Regions from separate parts of the Homo sapiens genome. Here all the other regions are linked to region 3. A link is a loop called in an ENCODE intact Hi-C map of the cell type or tissue named here. Cell type or tissue: chondrocyte. All regions are shown on one strand.

Region 1 (8,000 bases), 150 kb after region 3:
AAATTCCTGAGCTCAAACCATCTGCCCAACTTGGCTTCTCAGAGTGCTGGGATTACAGGCATGAGCCACCACACCCAGCCCTCAGTACCCTATTCTAAAGCCTGAGTTTACCTTCCCCAGCTTCCCTTCCCTTACATCTCTTAAAATAAGTTTGTTAATTCCACCACAGGCTTTGTCTCCTTTTTATTTCCCAATACTTGTTCCTCTCTCTTCCTAGAAAGAACACGTCATAATTTGCCTGTATCACAAATGAAATTCTCACAGTTGAGGATTCTTTCCTATTTGTCCTTAAATGCCGAACTTCTAACTAAGAAGAACTCAGAAGTTAGAAAGCGTTTACTGTATAGTATCTTGAATACCAAAGACAACAATTCCACCAGTTTTTTTCAGGGGGAACTATTCACACTCCGCATAATTAGAGGTAAAGCAAAACTTTCTGCTAACTAACATAAGGATTCTGACCTCCACAAGAAAAAAGGGACCTACAAGCATCTCAAAACTTAACAAGGTTCACTCTCATGATGCTCAGACTCCAAAACAAAAGATGAGAGCACACATTTTCTCAAACCCTAAAAATCCTACTTCTAAGCAAATTTAATGAATGCCTTCCACAGAAACTTAAAGAAAAAGCATCAGTAGGAAAGAACCTTCGCATTTAAATTGGATTATCCACATGTAATTTTTGAACTAAATCAAGACCAAGTATACCTTCATAGAGATTGCAGAAGAATCTTTAAGGAGAAAAAAAATACCAACAGCACTGACTGGCAGAGATAATAATATTACTGAGGTGCCAAGCCAAAGACCTAATAATATTACTGAGATGCCAAGCCAAAGACCAACAAAATGGTGTCAAGAGCAAGCTGTATTCAATAGGAATGGGGTACCAAAAAGATAAAAAAAGGGAAGGCTGCATATGATGCCAGTGCTCTCGAGGAAGGCGCAGACCCTGAGTCATCAGTGTAAAGCCAATATGAAGGACACATATTGGCCAGGTGCAACAGACTTATTACAGGCTTCAGGACAACCCATTCACAAGTTAGGAACATAGCACACAGTGAAACATCAGAGGTCACCGGAGCTCAAGTTTTGGAAGGTGTGACTTCCTTGTACAACTCTAAGTAATACCGTTTCATTTATTTAACAAGTGATTATTGAGCCAATGACTCTCTGTAAGACCAAATGATGGGATATAGTAATAGGTTTTTTAATCTTTTTTACTAAAAAGGCCAAACAGGACTTATATTGCATATGAAACCATAAGGAACATAATTTCAATTCTACTTATTCAATTCAACTAACATTTACTGAGCATCTACTGTGTGGCCAGGTAGTATTCTAGGTAGACAAGGGATATATACAGACATGATCACTGCCTTCAGGGAGCTCACTGACGGAAAGGTAAACAAATAATTTTCTGTCATGGGTGCAATATCACAAAGAAGTATCTAGTACACATGCAACAAAGAAAAGGAAGTGATTACTTGGGACAGTCAGGGAAGGTTTCCCAAGGGACACGGTGACAGCTGTGCTGGGTTTTGAATAATAAATTGTGTATATTCCCCATCCAAAGAAACTGGGAGAGATTAGATATCGAAACTCTTTAGACTCAGCTAGATCAATGGCACAGAAAAACTACTAAATTTGGACCCCTTTCTATAGTAGTCAGGCTAAGAAGACTGCTACTTTCCTCATTTTTAGGTTGCCGGCCCCCTTTTGTGGACCTACAATCAGCCCCGCAGACACCCATTTATTTTCCTCCATCAATGTTTGGGCCGAGGCCTCCCTGGAGAATCCCCAAGTGACTGGAGCTGAGGGATCAAATAAGTGTGGTGGCCCACGAAGCCTCAAAGGGCTTCAGACTGTTCTAAGCTCCAAAGCAATTCCCCCATAAAAGTCTAAGAAACTTAGCAATCCAATGAGGGCTTCTAACTCTAACCTTGATGGCCACATTTCACACTAAGGCCGTCAATGTACTTCCCCAGTCTTCATCTATCATGAGAGAAAAAGACCTAAATTCTCAGAAGACGCTCAGTCTTACTAAATACTCCAGACCCAAGTCTTTAACTACCTAGAGACAGAATACAGAAACAATTAGTGCTTCTAGGAGGAGATTGAGACCAATTTTTATCTCTCTCAGTTGCTGGAATTTTAATAGTGAACATCCCTAACAGGGATCACTTTATTGGGATTAATCAATGTAGTTCTATGGGCAAATAACTAAAACAGCATTTCTCCTAGAAGCATTGTGTTAGTTACCATTCTACCCAAAAATAATAATTACAAATTATCTAACAGACCTCCAATTTCTTACAATAAGAGTTAACTGAAAAGTTCCCTCAGGCAATGACCTACATGAGCAACAGAGGTTTTGACAAAGAAAACTGCTGTTTGAAGGCACTTATTTCAAATGAAACGGAGGAAAGGGTGCCCTCTTCAGGGCCCAGGAGTTCAAACCCCACTTTTGCTTACAAACACCTCTTTAAGAAATCATTTACTCTCTCTGTTTTGTCATCAGAGAGAGACTAGACTACAAAAGTTCTAGGTTCCCTCCAGTTTTAACTTGCCATTGAAACCATTTTCTTTTTCCTAGTACCAGTTTTTAAAGGCCAAGGGCACCCTACCGCAAGGAGCCACAATACCCTGATCTTCTGCTGGATCCTGCACTCCCACACAGAGAAATCATTTCTTTGTAGTGAAGCAAAGGCCCACCACTCAAGTTGCAATGTAGCGTCAGACTATTATAAAAAGACAGTTTGCCCTCCACTGCCCACAGGCAAAAGGAGACAAACCGTGTACTGGTTATTACCACTTGGCAGCACACAGCTACACTGAAATACACACTGTATGCTTATCAATACCCTCACTATTTGCAAACACTATTAAATATCCCAGCAGCACCAAGGATCCAGACATCTCTCCTTTGCCTATCTTCTACTATAAGGCCAATGAACAAAACTTTCTCCTTTCAAGTACAATCACCTTTTATGAACTCCACTCACTCAGGAACAACAGTCATCTACAAAAACAGGCTTTGTTAAAAGAACCAACCTCGTACACAAACAGCAGGGACACCTTTTCTTCCCAGTCATCCTAACCTAGCAGCAGCAGCCCAACAGTGACACCTGCTGGAGAACTAGAAGCAAGGGTTGGCTCATCACCTAGAGACTTTCAGCCCCTTTAGAAGGCAGAGGAAGAGGCAGACCAGCACCTGTTTGTCTTAGTGATTTACATCAGAATGCAGCCATTCAAATGGTGGTCCTTCTTTAATGTGTACGCACTTATTTTACAACATACCTCATTTTTGAGACAGCTGTCAGCCCTTATGGTATACGACATCCTAGCTCATTTAAAAGTGATTCCATATAAATAATGTAACTACTGTATTAATATACTATCTTACAATGAGAACCCTGAGTTATTTGTATATTTTAAAAGAAAATGAGCATAAATATAAAATTGTTTACAGTGAGATGACCAGGGACTTCATTTTTATAATACACATTTTTAAATGGTTGAACTTTAAACCACAATGCATATATTTTTTGGCACCAGAAAAGAAAAAAATACTTAAACAAAAAATTATGGTACATCCTTAATAGTTTCTGGGTTTTTTTTTAGACGGAGTCTTGCTCTGTCGCCCAGGCTTGAGTGCAGTGGTGCAATCTCGGCTCACTGCAACCTCCGCCTCCCCGGGTCCAAGTGATTCTCCTGCCTCAGCCTCCCACGTAGCTAGGACTACAGGCATGCACCACCATGCCTGGCTAATTTTTTTTGTATTTTTAATAGAGACGCGGTTTTACCATGTTAGCCAGGCTGGTCTCGAACTCCTGACCTCAGGCAATCTGCCTGCTTCGGCCTCTCAAAGTGCTGGGATTACAGGCGTGAGCCACTGCACCTACCCAGTAGTTTCTGGGTTTTAAATAACCTACTTTATTAAGTGATTAATAATATTTTAGATGTATAATATCATAGCCATTAGTCACATGTGATTATTTAAATTACTTAAAAATTTAAAGATTACATTTATTTTCTCAGATCACAGTAGCAGCATTTCAAATGCTCAATAGCCATGTGTGGCCAGTGGCTACCATCTTACATAGCACAGATAGAGAACATTTCCATCAGTGTAAGAAGTTTTATTGGACAGCATTGCTCTAGAAAATCTAGTGGTTACAGACAAAATTATCTGATATCTAGGTGCCGGGAGCAGACGGAATATAGATTAAAGAAAGCCAGCCAAGCATTGATAACCTTTGAAGTCAGGTTATAGGTGTATGGAAGCTCAGTTATACTTTTCTCTTCGTTTTTATATATGTTTGAAGATTTCCATAATAAAATATTAAAAGAAAAAAAGTGGTTCACTTAAAAATGAAGTTATCGGCCAGGCGCAGTGGCTCACACCTGGAATCCCAGCACTTTGGGAGGCCAAGGTGGGCAGATCACCTGAGGTCGGGAGTTTGAGAGCAGCCTGATCAACATGGAGAAAATCCGTCTCTACTAAAAATACAAAATTAGCCAGGCGTGGTGGCGCATGCCTATAATACCAGCTACCCGGGAGGCTGAGGTAGGAGAATCACTTGAACCCAGGAGATGGAGGTTGTGGTGAGCCGAGATCACACTATTGCACTCTAGCCTGGGCAACAAGAGCGAAACTCCATCTCAAAAAAATAAAAATGTTATATTAAGGAAAATGCCATGAAGGGCAGCTTGCACAAATCTTTAGTCATGAAGACCAGAGTTCAAATTCTCACTCAGAGACCTATTATATGATCTTTCACAAGAAACTGACTTCCCTGAGCCTCACTTTCCTCAACTTTATAAAATGGAAAATTGAATACCTGACTTGCATAGAGTCGTTGTTGAAGGCAGAAGGAATTATTTCAAAGCAAGAACACAATACCTAACACATAGTAGGCCCTCAGTAACTGGTATCTCTTTTTTTCCTTTTTTCTTGAGATGGAGTCTTGCTCCATCACCCAGGCTGGAGTGCAGTGGCGTGATCTTGGCTCACCGCAACCTCCATCTCCTGGGTTCAAGCGATTCTCCTGCCTCAGCTTCCCAAGCAGATGGGACTACAGGCCTGCGCCACCAAGCCCGGCTAATTTTTGTATTTTTAGTAGAGATGGGGATTTACCATGTTGGCCAGGCTGGTCTCGAACTCCTGACCTTAAGTGGTCTGCCCGACTCAGCCTCCCAAAGTTCTTGGATGACAGGCGTGAGCCACCGTGCCCGGCAGTAACTGGTATCTCTAATTATCATCAAACAATAGAGTTTATTTAAACCACTCAGGAATTTCTCAGAATAGCACATGAAGAGGTACTACTAAAGCAGAATGGACAAAAGCTAACCAGAGCACACTGGTATTACGGAAACAGCAACTGCTTGGTTTCTTAGAGCAGTAACTGAAGACAGTCCTTTTACAGAGATCTTTAATAAACTTTTAAAGTGCCTACTACATGTCATGCCCTGTGTTGACTGCCTTCTCACCACTCTTGGCAAAGAGGAAGAACAGAGGCTCGGGCTCCTGATGAAGACCAGTATGCCAGGCACAATATTCCAAAACCAGGAATTGAGGAGCTGTTAATCCAGAACTGGTTTCAAGCATATGGGCAGAGTTAGCAACCTCTCTATTTTATTCATCTTTCACATCTAGTCAAGTCTCCCTCTGCTTCCTACCCAGGGCCCTTAGTAACTGCCTAAGAACCTACACATACCATACCCTTTCCTCCCTTAACATGTGCTGTTTCCCTAAAATAAAAAGGTCTTGCTCTCTCCAAATCCTATCCATCTTTCAAGACTTGATTTTGCAAAGCCTTCTTGGATGATACTTCCCTCTCTCTGAGACTACATCCAATCTCGGTACCATACAATGAAGCATTTGCTCATCTATACTTTTGAAAAATTTCGTTGTCTTGCCTCCACAATAACACTGTAGACTCAGGTGGGTAAAGACCATGTATTATACTTCTTTTGTATTTCCCACAGTGCCTAGCACAGTGTTAGAAAATTTGTAACCATTCAACTAATACTTATTGACTGAGTGACTGTCTAAAGCATCCTCCCAAAATAACAAGTACATTATGTGCATAATTCATATTCCCACCCTTGTTAGAAGCTTATGTCAGAGAAATTTCAGTTGCTTCGACAGAGGATGTAATGCAGCGCAATATGCTGTTTGGATCCAACAGGCATATTCTTGGAGTTGGTGATTATGCTAGCTTTGACCTTTACAAAATTACAGAAAGAAGTCCCTAATAAATCAAGATAGATGCGCACATAGCCATACATGGAACATATGGTGGGCGATCAACTACACCTACTCTGTTTCTCCCATGAAAGAGTTGGCTAGGATGCCAATCTGAGTATGGAGAGTCTTTCCTTCCATGAATTATTCTTCTTCTCCACCCCAAGGTGAAAGTCCACCTGGAAGGTCCATTCAGAGAATCTCAACTGAGCAATAGGCTGCCCAAAAACAAGTATCTCTGAAAAAATTGGAATTTTTCTTGACATACATATATATACATATATGTATTTTTTTTTCTTTTCCCTTTGTCAAACTGCAGTGTTCCAAAAGATAAGGATTAGGAAGTGAACTCAGTTGTCCAAAGCAATACAATCAGCGAAGAGCCAATATACTAATCTCTACCATGCAGGGTTCTCTTTTACTTATTCCTAGGCACTCTGGGACTACTACAATAAGTAGTCCTGCACATACAATGTCTCGACAAGGTCAAAAAGCAGGCAGAGAAAGTCAATGGTTCCATCTCCTCATGCCTCTCTAACCTAATCTACACTCTCCTTTCAAGGCTAAAGCCAGAACCTTGAGCTTAGCCGAAATAGAGCTAGCGCAGCCAACTGACTCATACTGCTAGGCCCTATCCTATCTCTGCCACCAGAGCAAGATTTTCCAAGAAAATGCAATGGCGAGATCAGAAGCAGATGCGTGGGTCCCAGACACTCCAGATACAGCCACAACATCTATAGGACTCAAGGAAATGATACAAGGAGAAAAGCAAGGGATGCAGAAGATAGGAAAGCGACTGCTTACCTCCTGAGTGAATCCTCCTCAGAGCTCTCCTCAGGCATATCCTGATGTAAGGCCTCCTGTGACACAGTTCCAGATCTGCTGGACTGGGTGTAAATTCTTTCCCAGTGGCCTGTCTCCTGGTTAAAGGCCACCCCCACAGTCCTCTCCTCCTGCGGACTAGCAGAGCTGCTCAACTCCAGCCTGCTGGAGCTGGGCGTTTGGCCCTCAGTCCGCTCGAGAGGTGGCAACTGGCTGCCACTTGATGGCACACTCTCAAAGGAGCTGGGGACCTGCCAAGAGGAACTAGCCTCGCCAGAGGAGTAGTTAGGTGTGGTTCTTTCCCAGCGCAGGGTATCGTTGTTGAAGGTCAGGAGATTGTGGCAAGCACGACAGCGATTCAGGTGGCCACGGGACAGGTTGGAGTTGTTCTCACTGCTGTGTGGGGTGGGCTGGTGGGAAGGGCCTGGCCTCTCAGATTCAATGTTATTGTTGAGCATTTCCTGGGCCTGTTGGGTCTGGGGAGCTTCCCCACTCAGGCTCTGATCCAGCTCCTGAAGCCGGTCATACTCCAGAAAGAAGCGTCTCAGGTCACACTGAAGCTCATGGCGAATGCTGCCCGAGTTGTTTTGGCTGGAGCCATTCCCTCCATCTGACTCAGTTGCCAACCCTGATGCCGGAAAACCCCTCCCTTCTGTGGCTGAAGTGTACACAGATGCCTGAGAGCCACCTTCCTGCTGTCTCAGCACAGACAGCAAACTCACCGAAGAGGCACTGGTTCTGGGCGGGGGCATGGATTCCGCCTCAGAGCGGGAGTTCAGACTGAGTACTGTCCGGGTCCACTCAGATCCTGTCAACCCAGGAGCTATTTCTCGGTGATACCTAGAAGGGTGGCTAGACAGAGGCCCTCCCAAAGAGCGGCGGGTAGGACCCAGACTGAGGTTGCGGAGCGTGTTGCCGGCAGTGCTGCTCT
Region 2 (8,000 bases), 760 kb after region 3:
CAAAGGCAAAGAGGCAAAGACAGACCAGGAGCTTCCTGCTTGCCTTTTCCCATAGTTCTGCTGAGATTCCAAAGCAAGATGCAGATGCCCACAGCCAGAAAGATCCCATAGGTGGGTTAAAGACACAGATGCCTAGAACTTTCATGGTCTCAGCATTCATTTGGAGACAGACAGCACAGCATATGATGTGATTAAAAGCACCTTTCAGTAAGTCTTCTGCAGCCATAGACCTCTGAACATCAAACTGTCCCCCCACTAGATTTAACACTAACAGGAGGAGCTGTTAGTTCTGTCCACCCTTGGGACAACACTGTCAGAGCTGGAAGAAGCCCTTTGGGAAGTATGAGCCTTCAAACTTCTGCTTGAACATTTCTGGCAATACACATCTCATTCCTTTACAAATCAGCCACAATCCTAGAACTAAGCAGCTTGAAAATGTCTCTAGAGCCAAACTCTAGATCCCCGTGGCATCTCCCCAAGAGGCAGTCCTTTGAGAGTTGGGTCTCAGCCTTCACTTCCTCCCTAGTCTTCACTTCTAAGCAAAAGATCTAAATGCAGCCATTTATCCAGTATCCTGGTTTTTAGACTGTCCATCAGCCTGACCCTCTTCTCCAGGACTCTAGTTTACTCCCCTTAAACGGACTGTCCAGACCTGAAGGTAGTAGTATTTGAATGACAGCTCTTTTGCTCCTAGCTTGTAACCTTCGCCAAGTTTCTTAATCCCTCTGAATGTCTGCATTCTCCATAAAGATTGTAAGTATCTTTATGAGAGGGATTAAGAAACTGCTCCAGGTGCCACCTGGCCAGAGGAAAAGGGGACCGTGGCTTCTCTCACTCATTTGTTCATGCATTTCTTCATTCAACAGACGTTGACTGAGTGCCTACTATGTGCCAGACACCATACCAGAGTCAAGCCACAAGCAGGGAGACAGAGGTGTCACTTGGTAGATCTTATGTTCCCAGGACAAAGACAACAGTGTGAGGAGGTTTCCGAGAACTGCAGAAGCCAGTAGCAGGGGGGCCTATTCTAGGCTGGGTTAGAAAAGGTGCTTTCCTCTTTCATCTTCCCCAAGAGATGCTGTGGAGGCTTCAGCCTGAAGAATATGGAGATATCCGGTAGGTGAGGAGGAGGCATGGAGGGCAGGGAGCATCATGGGTAGAAGGGACAGGGAGCATTATGGCTAGAGGGACAGACTTGTCTGGAGGGCATGAGTAAGGACAGCTTCAGGGAGGATGGAAGGACTAGTGTGGCCAGAATGCAGTGGGGGAGTCGAGGGAGGCAGGGGGCAGATGGAGCGGGCTCACAGGCCAGATCCAAATGGGGGAACGTGTCCTAAGGGCAATGGGAAGACTGTGAAGGTTTTTTTTTTTTTTTTTTTTTGACATGGAGTCTTGCTCTGTCATCCAGGCTGGAGTGCAGTGGCACAAGCTTGGCTCACTGACATGGCCACCTCCCAGGTTCAAGCGATTCTCCAGCCTCAGCCTCTTGAGTAGCTGGGATTACAGGCATGAGCCACTGTGCCCGGCCTCTGTGAAGGGTTTCCAACACAATGGTAAAATGGTCACATTCACATTTTAGGAAAATCTTTCTGCCCACAGGATGGATACTCAATTAGAAGAAGGCTCACGCCTGTAATCCCAACACTTTGGGAGGCCTAGGTGGGCAGCTCATGAGGTCAAGAGATCAAGACCATCCTGGCCAACATGGTGAAACCCCGTCTCTACTAAAATACAAAAATTAGCTGGACATGCTGGCGCACGCCTGTAGTCCCAGTACTACTCGGGAGGCTGAGGCAGGAGAATCGCTTGAACCTAGGGGGCGGAGGTTGCAGTGAGCCACTGCACTTCAGCCTGGTGACAGAGTGAGACTCCATCTCAAAAAAAAAAAAGCAAGAGGAGTAGTTGCAGGGAAACTGGGTAGGAGGTCATGCCATCATCAAGAAAAGAGAGGTGAAGGCTGGGGGTAGGATGGTGGCTGTGGACGTGGAAAGAAGTAGATGGATTCAAGAGAAATTTCAGCAATAGCATTGATAGGACTTGGTGACTGGTTGATTGGCTTGGAGCAGAGGGTGGCGGGGGGAAGTTTCCAGGATGTCTAGTATGCCCAGCGTTTCTGGTTGAGGAGAGTCATAGCCGGTGTTGCTGTTAACACAAGCTCGGATCCATTTGGCTTTTTAAAAGGTAGCCAGTCTTACTTCTTGCAGTTGAAAAAAAACCCTCAGTCCTTTATACATGTGCTGCTGGGATCCAGCCACATGTCCCCCAGAAAGAAAGCCCTCGCCTCTGTCTGCACCCGCTTCACTCGCCCCCTACTCCCTCCTGCTCGGCATATGTTTCAGCTCCCCAGTCTCTGAGACTCAGACTCTTCACCTGTAGAATGGAAATAACAATAAGACCCACCCGTAGGACTGTTGTAGAATAAAATTTAATTAATGTAGTCAAATGCCTTAATAGCCTGCCATGAGGTAGGGTACTCAGGAAAGATACCTGCCTCTATAGGCGGATCACTTGAGGTCAAGAGTTCGAGACCAGCCTGGCCAACATGGTGAAACCCTGTCTCTACTAAAAATACAAAAATTAGCCGGGCATGGTGACAGGCACCTGTAATCCCAGCTGCTAGGGAGGCTGAGGCAGGAGAATCACCTGAACCTAGGAGGCGGAGGTTGCAGTGAGCCGATCTGCACCACTGCACTCCAGCCTGGGCAACAGAGCAAGACTCAAAAAAAAAAAAAATGCCTCTATTGTTACCCGTATTAAGGGCACCTGCAGGGCTGCCCTGCTCTGACGGACACTCCTACCCTCCCACGGTGTGCGCCCCCTCTTCTGCAACGGCCCATCTCCAAAGGGACTGCTGATGTTTGAGGTCAAGATGGCCCCTAGCAGAAAGCTGCAGACCACTTCTGAGGCTGGAAGGGTGTGCCCTGTTTATAGCTTCTAGTCCCATCTGTGGCTGAAAGAGGAAGATGCTAGTGGCACTCAGCATTAAGGCTTCCGCGAGGCTGCGAGGCAGGGGTAGCCCTTTGGGAAGTACGAGCTCAAGCTTCTGCTCCGAGGCAGGCTCTGGAATGGGCCTATTGGTGAGAATTGCAAATGGAGGTAACTTCTGTAATTAGACAGTGGTGATGGTGGCGCTACTTTGTGAATATACTAAAAAACTGAATTGTACGCTTTTAAAGGGTGACTTTTATGGTGTGTCATTATATCACAATGTAAATAAATAGCAAGTGGAAGTTGCTGCTATGGGAGTGCTGTGTTCCAACTGATGATCAACAGAAGCCATGGAACACGGGGAAAGCCTTGGGCTCCCTGGTGGTTTCCTGCTTGGGGATATTCACAGCCCAGTGCTGTTCTGTCGTAATTCACTTTAGACTATTGGGGCTCCAGCTGTCCTGAGAACAGGGCAGTAAAGGAAAGTCAGTGGCTTCTCATGTCCAGAGCCTTTGCCTGCCCTGCTGAGCCTGCCAAGGAAAAGCTTTGAGGTGCTGGTGGCCCTTGCTCCCTGAGCGCTCCCGGGGGAGCTCACTCTTCCTCTGCAGTTTGGAGGTCTTTGCTAACCCCAGTCCTCTCTAGCTGCCCGCTCTCTGCTGTCTCCCTGCTCCCTCAATCCAGATGTCAAAACAGATTCTGCCATCTGGGTGGGGAGGGAGCTGTTCTGCTGCCTGGGTTTTCCTTGGGTTATGAGATGGGGTAACCACTTGGCCTTTGGCACTGCACTTAGTCCTGTGAACTACTGACAGAGGGACCAGGGCACCCTCTTGTGGCCCTCAGCGGCACTGCTTCTTCCCGCCCTCCAGCCTTGAATTTCTTCCAGCTGGAATTCTAGTGTTGAACTCTGGTGGTGGAGGCAGCTGTCGTTCTCCCCAGGAGATGCCTAACATATCAGTAACAAGAAAGAAAATAAATCAGCCACAGAAACTAGGAGGTAAAATGTTAGTGTTTTTGCTCTGCAGCTTTATTTTCAAAGAGGCAGTGTGCTCTCATGGAAGATGTGTGGCCTGTGGAGTCCAGCAAGCTCCCCAGCTGTGTGTGTGACTTTGGCAGGCTGACCTCTGAGCCTCAGACTCTTCACGTGTAGAATGGAAATAATAAGACCCACCTGTAGGATTGTTGTGGGATAAAATTTAACGAATGCAGTTAAATACCTCAATAGCCTGCCACGCAGTAGGGCACTCAGGAAATGGCACCTGCTTCTATTGTTATCTGTATTACAATAAAGACTAGGCAGGAACCACTGTCTCTCTTCAGGAAGATCGCAGCAAAGGGAGTGGCACCACAATATCGTAGTCTCTGTGAAGCCCTTTCCCCAGCAGTGAGCAATCCTGGCTTTCTCTGGGGCTGATCCAGTTGCCAGTCTGGGAAACCTCTGACTCAGGGAAGTGGAGAGAGATTTAGAAAAATATGAGAGAGCAAAAGAAAACTTTTTTTGTTTTTTTTTTGACAGGGTCTCTCTCTGTCTCACGGGCTGGAGTGCAGTGGTGTGATCTCCGCTCACTGCAACCTCCGCCTCCCAGGTTCAAGCGCTTCTCCTGCTTCAGCCTCCTGAGTAGCTGGGACTACAGGTGCCCACCATGCCCAGCTAATTTTTCTATTTTTAGTAGAAGTGGGGTTTCACCATGTTGGCCAGGCTGGTCTCGAACTCCTGACCTCAAATGATTCACCCATCTCGGCCTCCCAAAGTGCTGGGATTACAGGCATGAGCCACCGCGCCTGGCCAAAAACAACTGAAAAAAGAAAAAAAGAAAGATAAAGCCAGAAGGACCTGATCAGAAACAGATTGGGGGCCCGCCCCACCCCATCTGATAGCTTGGCGCCTGCCTGGCATGTGATGGAGCCCAGCAAACGCTCGTTTCCTTCTCTTCTTGTCCTGGCTCAGATGAGGTGCTGAGCAGAGGATGAACATAGCCTTGGTCGGATCCCTTTATGAGTCAGACGGTTTTCTTCCTGTGAGGTGGGTCCTCAGTGGGAGGGACTAGAGACAGGAAAACCGTTGGGTGGGCAACCTGTGAACATGGATGCAAGGAGGAGCAGGGCGGCAGCACAAGATGAGTGTGGGTTTTGACCCTCACAAGTGCAGATTCCCCAATAGCTCTTTGCCCTCTCCCCTTGTCTGCCATCTGTGCCCCAGGGTGGCGGTGTCTGTCGCTGTTCTGGCCCTTTGGTAGCTTATTAAATCTCAGTACCACTTGCCAAGACCCTTTAAACCCCTTAGCTGTTCTTTTTGCCTTTTCTGATCAGCTGTATTTATTCTGAACTAAATGGTCCTCACGGCAGAATGAAAGGATTTACTGCTTAAGTATATGAAAAGAAACCTTGGCTGCATTACAGTTGCACCCTCTCCTCGCCACCCCCTGCCCATGCTCCATCCGCTAGCTGGTGCCACTGAGACTGAACCGGGAGCCCGCTCTGGGTACAGTGTGGTCAGTTCAGTTTGGTGGCAGAGTCCAATTGATGGAGCAGTGAGGTGACTGGGAGGAGCTTGCTTTTGGGAGCCCTCTCCTAAATGTCCTGCTGCCCCAGGGGAGACTGGCGGCCCAGGAACAGCTCTCTCTCTCCCTCTCCCCCGCACTTTTCCCTTCCTCCCTCTCCCTCTCTCCCTCCCCTCCTTAAACCTCTCCCCCATTCTCTCTCTCAGATTCTCTCTTTCCCCTTCAGGATTGTGCTCATGGACGATGCCATGGACTGCTTGATGTCTTTTTCAGATTTCCTCTTTGCCTTCCAGATCCAGTTTTACTACTCAGGTGAGTGTTCCGGGGCTCCATCTGGCTCCGCACAGGACCCTGTCTCCCTGTCCTGCCCTGCTGCCCTGCCCATCTGTGTGCCTGGCACACACGTTTCTCTTCCCCACTTCCTTTGGGGGTGTGCTTCACTGCGGGTCGCTAACAGGATGTCTAGTGTTCAGTGGTGGTCACAAGATTCAGTCTGCAGAGCCGACTTCCTCAGCCTCCTGAAGACACTGAACACCGCAGTGTTTTCAGTCAGCAACGCAACAAATCAGTTTAAGTGATAATGACAATAACAACATCCATAGCATCCACAGCATTCACTGCTTACTGAAAACTTACTATGTCCCAGGCACAGCACTGACTTTAATCTTGACAACAGCCTTGAGAGAGAGTCCTTTCAGAGACAAGCTCACAGAAGTAGTAGCCAGTCATGCAGCTCATAAGTGGTGGAGACCAGACCTGAAGGCTGACTCCAAAGCCAGCGTTCCCAACCTCGCTGCTATTTTACTGCCTTCAAGGGTCTCTCCCTTGGCAACTGATCGTGCGTTTGGGTGCACATTCTCCTCCACCCCACAGCTTTAAAAAAGCATACACCAGTCCTTTGTCACACTCCCACTCTGCTCCCCAATTCACACAGCTGCACCCTTAAGTCTCTCTGGAATCAGATGGAATAAATATAGACAAATAAATATAAATATACACCAGCTCACGCACAGAGACATCAAATGGAGTGCCGGGTTTACAAATTGCTGACTGTGTTCATAAACAAACTTGCTTAAAACAGGCTCTTCCAGTAAATAGAAGGCTGTCCTTAGATCCTAGAGGTGGCCTTCCTGCCAACTGGTGTCCCCAGCCAGCCCTGGCCTCATTTGGGCGCCACATTCTGTTTACTTGATGGCAGCCCAAGGGCTGTACAGTTAGGGGCTGGAGCCTGGGGTCTCGCCACCTGCTCTTAGCAGCACCAGTCATTTCCCATTTCTCTGAAGCTCTTGGGCCCTAGAGAAGGAGCAGCCATGTCTGGGAGAACATTTTTCCCTCACTGTCTCCCCAGCCCTCTTCTCACAGCACCCCCAGAGGGATGGGACAGCCACCACATTGGGCTGGGAGCATTACTGACACTGCCCAGCGGTGTGTGTAGAGACGAGATGGGCCATAAGTCAGCAGTTCTAACAATGGCTCAACTACGAAATTTGAAAACCATTTCAAATGACTGACTCATCAGCAGCTTTCAGGCTTTCTCTGTTCCTCGCTGGTATTCCAACACGCTTTCTTGAGGTAGAGAGGCAGGTGGCCACACACCATGGGGCTTACCAGTGGGAGCATACTCATGTTCACTCCTCCAAAAAATATTTATGGCCTTAATATGTGCCAAGCACAGTGCTAGGCAGGAGAGGCCAACAAGGCATGACCCCGCCTTTGTGCATTCCAGCAAGGAGACAGATTAGACAATTAATGACACAGAAAGCTCCTCACTGGCTAAGTGCCAGAAAAAAAAAAGCCTATGGTGCTATGAAAGTGTGCAATGGCAGGTCTCACCTGGTCCAGGAACAACTGAGCCAAGGATGGGACATTTGAGCAAAAACACAGATTAGTGTCATCTCTCATCAATGTGTTGTCAAACAAGGTTGAGAACTTCTGCTCTCAGGACACCATGCCCTGAGCACTGAGGCTGGTGTGGAACTGGGCTGACAGAGAAGGGAAGACATAGTGAACAGACAAAACATGTCCTCCCTGCCTGAGCCGTCCACACCCACACCCCCACCCCCACGGTTCCAGAATTCCTGGACAGTGTGGCTGCCATCTATGAGGACCTGCTGTCAGGCAAGAACCCCAACACAGTGATTGTGCCGACGTCGTCCAGTGGGCAGCACCGCCAACGACCTGCCTTGGGCGGGGCCGGCACGCTGGAGGGCGTGGAGGCGTCGCTGTTCTACCAGTGTCTGGAAAACCTGTGTGATCGGCACAAGTACAGGTGAGGAACGGGCATGCAGCCCCCAGCCCCCCAGCCCCAGGGGGTCGGACTGCTGGCTGCGGAACAGAGCTCCGCAGGATGTTCTGCGCGGCCCAGGCATTCTAGGGCCCTTGCTGGTCATAATGTAACAGTGCCATTTGCCCCCAAACCAGTTGTTGACTGAAAGGCTCTCAATTAGCTCACTTCAAAAGGACTGCTTTCACTCAGGCAAGACCACTGTAGTTGACCAATTTACTGGGTGACAGACTGGCCTTAACATTTTAGAGAGAAGGAAAGAGTACTCCTTGTATAAAACTTTTCTACAC
Region 3 (8,000 bases):
ACATGCGGGGTGCAAGGGGGCAGAAAGCACCGATTACAGCAGAATGGGGGACCCCACCCTTCTACTCCCTTCCCAAGCCTCCTTTTCCAAGCACTGGCCCCTTTGTTCTTCCTGAGGGGGCCCTGGGCTTCGGCCCCCATCCAGATGTCCATTCTTCCAGCACTGCTGATGGTTGGTCACAGTGGGGCAGGTGCCCACCCAGGCCAGTGCCCCGCAGCTCGCTGAAGCAGGGCCACAGAGGTGGGCCAGGCAGCCCCAGTTCAGACACTCCCTGGGGTGAGCCTCCTCAGCCTGAGCAGAGATCTGGTCTCTGAATGCAGCCACAGAGCCTCTTCTGAACTTCCTCCTCAGCAAACGTGAACGCAGAATGGTGCCTGCAACTCTTCCCCACAGCAAGTGAGCCGTGTGGTCCCCCCAGCACACGCACGCAACACCAGCACCTCCTAGGGCACTCCTGCCTGCCTACCTGGCAGTGCCGATGTTCCGATACTGGCACAGCAGCAGGTGCCGGAAGGTCTTTTTAAAGGTGGCGTTGCACAGAGCATAGCAGGCAGGGTTGATGGTGCTGTTGACGTAGCAGAGCCAGTAGCCAATGGACCACACCGTGTCAGGGATGCAGCTCTGGCAGAAGGTGTTCACCAGGACCATGACGTTGTAGGGCGTCCAGGTGAGGATGAAGGCTAGCAGAATGGCAAAGATCGTTCGTGTCACTTTGCGCTCCCGGGCCGCCATCTGCCGCTTCTTGCGCACCTGGTTGCGAGCGATGCTGGCGAACTTGCGGGCCACGTTGGCCGCAGGGCGCATGCCAGCCGGCGTGGCAGGCACAATCTCAATGGCTGTCACACACTCATTGCCTGTCTGCTTCGTCACAATCTGGATCTTGGACCATCTGGAGGCTGGGTTGAGGGCCCGCGGCTGCAGGGGAGGGGCGGGCATGGCGGGCGTGGTGGCCTCTGTGGTGGACAGCTCTGTGGCTGGGCGTTCCTTGGTGTTCTGGGTGGCACTGCCTGAGCTGGACTCATTGGAAGTGTCCTTATCAGCCACGGGGCGCGGTGGCGGTGGCAGCGCTGGCGGGGGGGCCTCCTCCAGCTTGCCATTGCGCAGCTCCTCCCGGGCGGCCTCCCCGGGCGGGGGCTTCTTGACGCTCTGCTTCATTAGTGGGCTCTTGAGGAAGGCCAGCGTCTTGGCTTTCTTCTCCTTCGGGCCCTCGGGCCGGTGCTTGTGGACTCGGCTGCGACTGGCCAGGGAGATGTGGATGTACAGCACCGTCATGATGACCACAGGCAGGTAGAAGGCAGCAATGGCTGTGCCAAAGGTCACTGCTGGGTTGGACAGGAACTGGATGAAGCACTGGTTGTCGGGCACCGTCCGCTTACCCACCACAAACTGCCAGAACAAGATGGCAGGCGCCCAGAGCACGAAGGACAGTACCCAGGCAGCAGCAATCATGAGGCCTGCCATCTTGGTGGTGCGCCGGGCAGGGTAGGTGAGAGGCTTGGTGACGCAGAAGTAGCGGTCAAAGCTGATGATGAGAAGGTTCATGACGGAGGCGTTGCTCACCACGTAGTCCAGGGCCAGCCACAGGTCGCAGACCACGGCGCCCAGGGGCCAGTAGCCCTTGATGATGTACACGGTGTAGAGGTTCATGGAGAAGGCGCCTATGATGAGATCAGCACACGCCAGGCTGAAGAGGAAGTAGTTGTTGACTGTCTGCAGCTGCCTGTTGACCTTGATGGACAGCATCACCAGGATGTTGCCCACGACAGTCACCAGGCTCAGGGAGCCTGTCACTGTGGCAATGAAGACCATTTCCACCGTCTCATAGCGATTGTGGGATGATGACGTGACCAGGCGCACGGACTGATTGCCCGAGCTGCCATTGACAGGTGTGAAGTTGGCCATGTTGGTTGCCAGGGGTGGGTAGGCCGTGTCTGGGGAGGAAGGGGAGAGAAAAGCATGAACTACAGGAGGGAATGGGGGAGTCATCTGGAGGTACACTGGATTCAAGGTGACAGAGGGACATTCTCTGGCAGAATGCCTTGAGAGAACTCTGTCCCGCCATCCCGCATTTGCCCATTCATTCAACATTAATTGAGCACCTACTATGTGGCAAGCATTGCTCAGGGTGCTGTGGCTACAGAAGTGAATAAGACACACATGGCCCCCTGCCTCATGGGGGGAGACATGCAAACACGTGAGCCACAAAAGAAAAAAAAGGCAGGGTGATGAGAGAGTGAGTCAGAAGGCAGGACAGGCATGACTCCTTGCTAGGTGGCCTCACCCACCAGGTCATCTGGGTGATGAGGAGCCAGCCACAGGAGGAGCTGTGGAGAGTGGCCCTGCCAGGGGCAGTAGCCACAGCAAAGGCCTGGAGGCAGCGCAAGGCCTGGACAGAGGCCAGTGCTGGGGGAGCTCAGGGAAGCAAGAGGAGGAGGAGAGTGGTCCCAGAGGCCCACGAGCATGTGGGCTCTGGAGGGAGGTGTTCTGTTCATCCATTTACCCATTCGGTCATTTCTTAACACCTGCTCTCCAACCCCTGTAGAAGACACTGGGACAAAGGCAATAATCGGGGTATGTATGAGCACCTAACACTGATGGTCTACTAAGTGCCAAGCACTTTTGACACTTAAAAAAAGTGTCTATTTATTTATCTATTTATTTGTAGAGACAGGGTCTTGGTATGTTGTCCAGGCTGGTCTAGAACTCTTGAGCTCAAGCCATCCTCTCACCTCCTGAGTAGCTGGGACTCCAGGCGCCATCATGCCTGGCAACATTTTTTATAGTGTTAACTCATTTCATCCTCATAACAAACCTATGAGGTAGATACCATTTTTTCTCTACTACTTACAGATGGGGAAACTGAGGCACGGAGCTGTTAAAAGCCTGACCAAGGTTTCACGGCTTCTTGCACTATGTTGCTGGTGGGATTAAGTGCGGGGTGAGGTGGTGAGAGGAAGGCAGTCCCGTAACTTAAGAGCTCTGGCTGAAGGAGGCCAAAGAGCTCCAGGAGCCAGAAGGCTTTGCAGGGGACCAGAGGCGGTGCATGGAGCTGGGCACCCCAGAGAGGAGGAGAGTCCCTGCAGAAGGGGCTTCAGGAGGTACCTGCAACTGTCACATCCCCTTCAAGGAGTCCTCAGCTCCAGCCACAGGGCATGCAGCTGGGAGGGAGGCAGTGCAGGGGTCACTAGGTTGTCAGAGAACCCTGAGGCCCAACTGGGGACCCGTGAGGTGAAAGAATTGTCCCAGAGGGAAGAGAAGGGCTGCCAGGGCCGCCTCTCCCCTCCACAGTCCACTCCGCACACCGGGCGGCGCCCTAGCTGGAGTCCCCACCACAGGCCCTTCCCTGAGCCTGCCCTCCCTCCCACCAGGCTCCTCTTAGCTCTCCTCCCCCTCTTCCTCTTCCCTCCATGTGAGGGAGGCCCACGCCAGCTCTGAGTGCCAGGGCAGCCGCTCAGCCCAGCCTCCTTCACACCCGCCAACACACACACCGCTCCACAGACGCACGCGGGCCCATCACAGCCACGCCAGCCCAGCAGGCATGGTCGGATACGCAGTTCTGTGCGTCTGTGTGTGAGAGGAAGAGAGGGCGCGGCAGCCGGCTGTGGAGGAAGGAGCACTAACCCGCAGCCTGGGCTCTGGCTCTGTGGCCTGAGACGATCCACTGCCCCTTCCTGCACCTCTTTCTCATTTGCAGAATAGAGAGGATCCTGTCCTGGGACATCCTCCCCAGCAGCTATAGGGATTGGCACCTAAACTTGATCTCTATACATAAACACAAAAATGTACTGCAGGCTGGGGCCAAGGGCCAGGGTAACTGCCCCAAGTCTGACCCCAGCCCTTCTATTCCACCGTCGCAGATACAGACCCAGCCTCCTAGCCTGATAGTTCAAGTTCTCCTGTTCTAAATCCTTGGTTCGTAGGAGGAGAGGCTGAGAGCAAGTGTTGTCACCCCCAAGGTCACACAACGAGTCAAGGGCAAAGACCACATACTGCCCTCTCTTGGGGTCCCTGACAACCCCATTTGGCTCTGAGAGCCTCTGAAATAGAAGCTCAGGTGTCACTCTCTGAGCTGTCCCCTCCAGCACCAGGAGGCTGCCCTCCCCCAATCACTCACGTGGAGGAGGGGACAGGGCAGGCAGGAGTAATCAGTCAGCCAGCCCCAAGGAAACTCACTTCAGCCTCCCAAGGCAGGATACAGGGCAGCAGGATGATAACAAACGGGGCTAGAAGTGCAGAATGTGAAAACATAATAGCTCTTGTTTATTGAGTGTTAACTGCGTGTCAGGAACCCCTCTGAGCTTTTAATATAGATTATCTGGTTTAATCCTTACAACAGCCTGAAAAGGCAGGTATTATTAGTGTCCTCATCTTACAGATGTAAATATCCTCTTATAGATGAGGATAATGTTAATCAACTGGCCCAAAGTCACCAGGTTAGGAAGTACGGGTGGGGGCAGAAGAACCCGGGAAGCTCCTTCTTAAAGTCCAAGGTGCTACTGCTCAGAGTTGACCTCCTGCCTCTGCTCCCCTCGACCCGAAAACCACACAACTGAGGGACTGTCCAGGTGAGGCTTGGGTAGGGTCCCCTCACATTCCTGCTGGCTTCTCGACTTAGCTTTCCCAGAAGACAAGCGATGTCTTGTCTTCTCCCAGATCCTGGCGGCTGGGCTGAGCCGGGACCACTGGATGGCCGGTGATTAAGTCCTGCTCTTGGCCCGCGTGAGGGAGCTGCCAGGTGCTGACAGGGCGAGGCTCAGGGTCTCCCCGACTCCGCCCCGCCCCAGCTGTCGTCGTTTTGGACACCTCGGGGTCACCCGCAGACATTCCGACCCCCTCTGGCGCCTTCCCTGGAATCCAGATACGCCTGGCATCTGGGGAGCGAGCCGCCGCCGCCGGGGCTGTGCGCACCGCTAGATGGCAATGTCGGTCCCTGGTGCCCGCTCCGGACCTAGACCGTGCGGCCGCCGTTGGCCACCGCCCCCAACTCCAATGCGACTGCGAACCCAGAGGAGCCCTCAGGCACAGCCTCCCGGGGAAGTGACGCGGGGTCCCCTCGCCAGGCCCCGTCGGACGCCGCCCCAGAGCTGCCCTCGGCTCCGCGCGGGGTTCTCGGGTGGGAAAGTTGAGGGAGCCCGGATTCCACCCGGCACCCTGCGAGGAACGTGTGGGCGGGAGCGCGAGTGCGAGTTCTGTTTGTGTGTGCCTACGGGGGAGCGCGAGTAGACGCTAGTAGCTGTATGCATGTGCGTGTGTGTGCGCACGGCCACGCCTGGATACCAGTCCGCCCGTGAGAGCGCGTGAGCATGCCGCGCCGTGTGCACACGTGCATGTGCATGCGTGTGCGTGCCTAGGGTGCTGTGGCCGGGAGGATGCACACGGTTCGGGTGCCTCTACACCTGTGGACTTGCATGCACAAGCAAATGCAGGGCCGAGAGTGGGTGACCGGTCACATTCCAAACGCCCCTGCCGGAGACTCAGCCAGACCTTAGCTGTCCGCCTGAGCGCGTAGAGGGTCGGGCCAGGAGCCTGCATCGGGATTGCACCTGGCCTGTGGGTGAAGGGTTGTGCGGGCGAGGAGGCCAGACTACTAGGGGCTGCCTGCGACGGGCCACCTAACTTTGGGACGCCGTCTTAGCCCGGTGCCCAGAGGTGTCCAAGTCCTTAAAGATGTGGCAGAGTCCTAGCCTCTGACTGACATCTGTCGAGGGGCCTCTGCGAGAGTCGCCCAACCTGGCCTTGAGGGACACCAGGCACGCTCAGCTCTAATAACTCCCCTAAGAGGCGTTATTGCCAAAAGCCGCCCATTCTCGCGGCGAGAGGGCATCCGCAGTGCACCCACAAGGCGGAGGCCCGGACAGAGCTCGGGTCAGGCGAGTGCAAGACTCTTGTCCTCCTTCTCTCCTCACCCTGCACCCTACCCCAGAGGCACTGTCTAGCCCCTGTGACCAAAGTGGGGACCCAGTTTCTCACGCTAGGGTCGGGCGGGCCTCGAGGGCCGTGTTTTCCTAGGCCATCTGGAGGCTCCTCCATGTCTCCGCCGTGGTCGAAGGAGCCCTGGCTCTCGGGTGCCCCGCCCTCCCTCCAAGCCCCTAGCACGCAGTTCCTGCAGCCTCTGGGCGTGGGCACTGTGTTTCCCGAGTCCTCGACACCCCTCTTCCCCGGGCGAGACCGGAGGGGGTGCTCCGCACGCCCGTGGGGTGGTTTGGGGTGTAGGTCTTCGGTTCTTGGGCATTCACTCCATGGCTCTGGGAAGGCTGTGGCCCCTGGATCTGTCCCTGGGGCGGGAGAGGAGACTCCAGAGTCCAAGGGAGGGAGAGGCGAAGATTTGGCACCGACATTGTGCCCAACACTTCCGTTGCGGGGCCGGAGGAGGGGGCCTGGAGCTGGAGGACCCCGGCTTGGAGGCTGGGCAGCAAAGGGGGGTAGTACCGGAGCGGGGGAGGGGTGTCGGGGAGGGCAGGGGTGTTTTCCGTCGGGGCTCAAGGTCGTAGATGGAGGACTCCAGGGGCCGGAGTGGGCTGGCAGCGCGGGGGCAAAGGGGTGGAGGGAGAGGGAGGGCGGGGAGACGGCGGGAAAAGGGCTCTTTGGGGCTTCAGCGCCCGGCGCCCTGCTGAGCCGCCAGTGGGAGGGCTGGAGTACAGGGTCCCACCCCCGACGGCTGCCCCTGGCTCCGTGGGGTCTGTGGGCGGGCAATCCCCCGCCCCCGACATCCTGGATGCCCACCCCTTCCCACGGGCGCACCCGGGCGCACCTGGAGAAGCCTCCGAGAGCCCCCGGCCTTGCTTCCAGCGGGGTCCCCCAGCCCCGGCCCACTGCCGCTCCCGGCCCGCGCTCGCCCCGGAGGGGGTCTGGCGCCCTGTCCCAGTCGAACCCACCTCTGGGGAGCCTCAGAGCGTCCCGGGGACCTGCTTCCTGCTCTTCCCGGCGAGCCCCCCGCCCCCGCGCCGCCGCGGAGCCACTTACCCGCCGCCTCTGCCCAGCTCCCCTCGCGCCAGACAGACGGCGGGACGGACGCGCGGCCCCGCGGGCCGGCGGGGCGGGCGGCCGGGCCGAGGGCCGGGGGCGGGGACGGGGTGTCGAGGGGCGGCCCCTGCTCCGCCCGCAGCTCCCGGCGCTGTGGCTCCGACTCGCGCTCACGCTCGCACTTTTCCCCGAGCCGCGTGATGTCACGAGGAAGCAGCCAATCGTGGCGGGGCCGCGCCGCCCGCCCCGGGCCGGTCACCCGGCGGCGACGCGCGGGGGTCAACACCCGAGGCGTCGGAGACCCCGGCGGTCCGCGCCCCTCTCGGGGGCTGGCCGGCAGCTCCCTGCTTGGGCACAGAGGGCGCCGCCCACGGCCAGCGACGCAGGGGAGCAGGGGGCGCTGCCCTCCGGGGGGTGGGGGTGTCCGCGTTGTCATGGGGACGCGGCGCCCCCTCGCGGGCTGGGGAAGGAGCTGGCAGCTGGGTCCGGCCGCGCTCCCGCCTCCGCCCTGACCATACTCCCGGGACCCTGAGCTATTTTCGCGCCTCTCCGGGACCTCAGCGCCCTGCGTGGCCCCGCTGGCGGTTTGGCCGCGAGGCGCGGGAGTCTGACCCCAGCGGGAGGCTGCGGGTGGGTGGGGCGGGCTGCGCCGCCAGGGATCCGTCGGGGTCGAGGGCCGGGAGCTCCAGCCGCGCCGCTGCGTGCCGGCCGGGCCGCCCGCGAGGAGGGGCGCCGTCGGGGCCTGGGGAAGCGCAGGAGCGGGTGGACTGGAGAGGTTCGGCCGGGGAGAGAAGAGCCCACCGCGGACCACTCGCCCGCACCCGCTCGGCTGCCTGCTCAGCGTTCCGGGCCGGGGAAGGGGCGCGCCCCTGCTCTCCCAGCCCTGGGATGGGACGCGCCGCCAGTCCAGGCGCAGCCTGGACCGCCAGTTCACCGCCGCCTGTGAGGGACAGTCGGTTGCCCAAGGTCGCCGGGGCCGGAGCCCGGGACAAGATCCCGGAGAGCGGGCAGCCAATCTCAGAGGTCGCTGGGAACCG

What was found. Peaks named below come from ENCODE experiments on the same cell type or tissue, not always from the same donor. Only the 100,000 strongest peaks of a DNase experiment are listed, where the experiment ranks them.
Region 1: it touches region 3 in a loop (5-fold over the local background); 101 of 110 quality-filtered maps call a loop at or near these places.
Region 2: a loop joins it to region 3, with 3 times the contacts of the local background. A loop is called at or near these places in 2 of 110 quality-filtered maps.

The regions. Positions count from the first base shown.
Region 1 is chr11:46,534,894-46,542,893 of GRCh38, forward strand. It overlaps AMBRA1 (autophagy and beclin 1 regulator 1), which reads right to left. Exons shown (of 18, transcript NM_001387011.1): 7 at 7,052-8,000. Among named protein-coding and RNA genes, the nearest start is that of AMBRA1, 55 kb to the right of the region's middle. RefSeq lists enhancers at 2,732-3,235, 3,236-3,741 and a silencer at 7,066-7,360. In chondrocyte, CTCF peaks have their summits at 3,132 (motif pointing left) and 3,347; DNase peaks (open chromatin) are centred at 7,299 and 7,763.
Region 2 is chr11:47,149,524-47,157,523 of GRCh38, forward strand. It overlaps CSTPP1 (centriolar satellite-associated tubulin polyglutamylase complex regulator 1), which reads left to right. Exons shown (of 9, transcript NM_024113.5): 5 at 5,653-5,738; 6 at 7,500-7,695. LOC124902672 (a long non-coding RNA gene) reads right to left here and starts at 7,503. Exons shown (of 2, transcript XR_007062668.1): 1 at 7,260-7,503; 2 at 3,924-5,000. RefSeq lists an enhancer at 3,807-3,886. In chondrocyte, a CTCF peak has its summit at 3,756 (motif pointing left); no DNase peak of the experiment used is centred here.
Region 3 is chr11:46,384,656-46,392,655 of GRCh38, forward strand. CHRM4 (cholinergic receptor muscarinic 4) reads right to left here and starts at 7,121. Exons shown (of 2, transcript NM_000741.5): 1 at 6,876-7,121; 2 at 1-1,931. The coding sequence starts at 1,902. The coding sequence ends at 463. RefSeq lists silencers at 4,883-4,942, 4,973-5,182, 7,162-7,251, 7,432-7,481 and enhancers at 5,408-6,013, 6,014-6,617. In chondrocyte, CTCF peaks have their summits at 4,907 (motif pointing right), 7,392 (motif pointing left) and 7,592; DNase peaks (open chromatin) are centred at 1,113, 3,421, 4,966, 6,068 and 3 weaker places.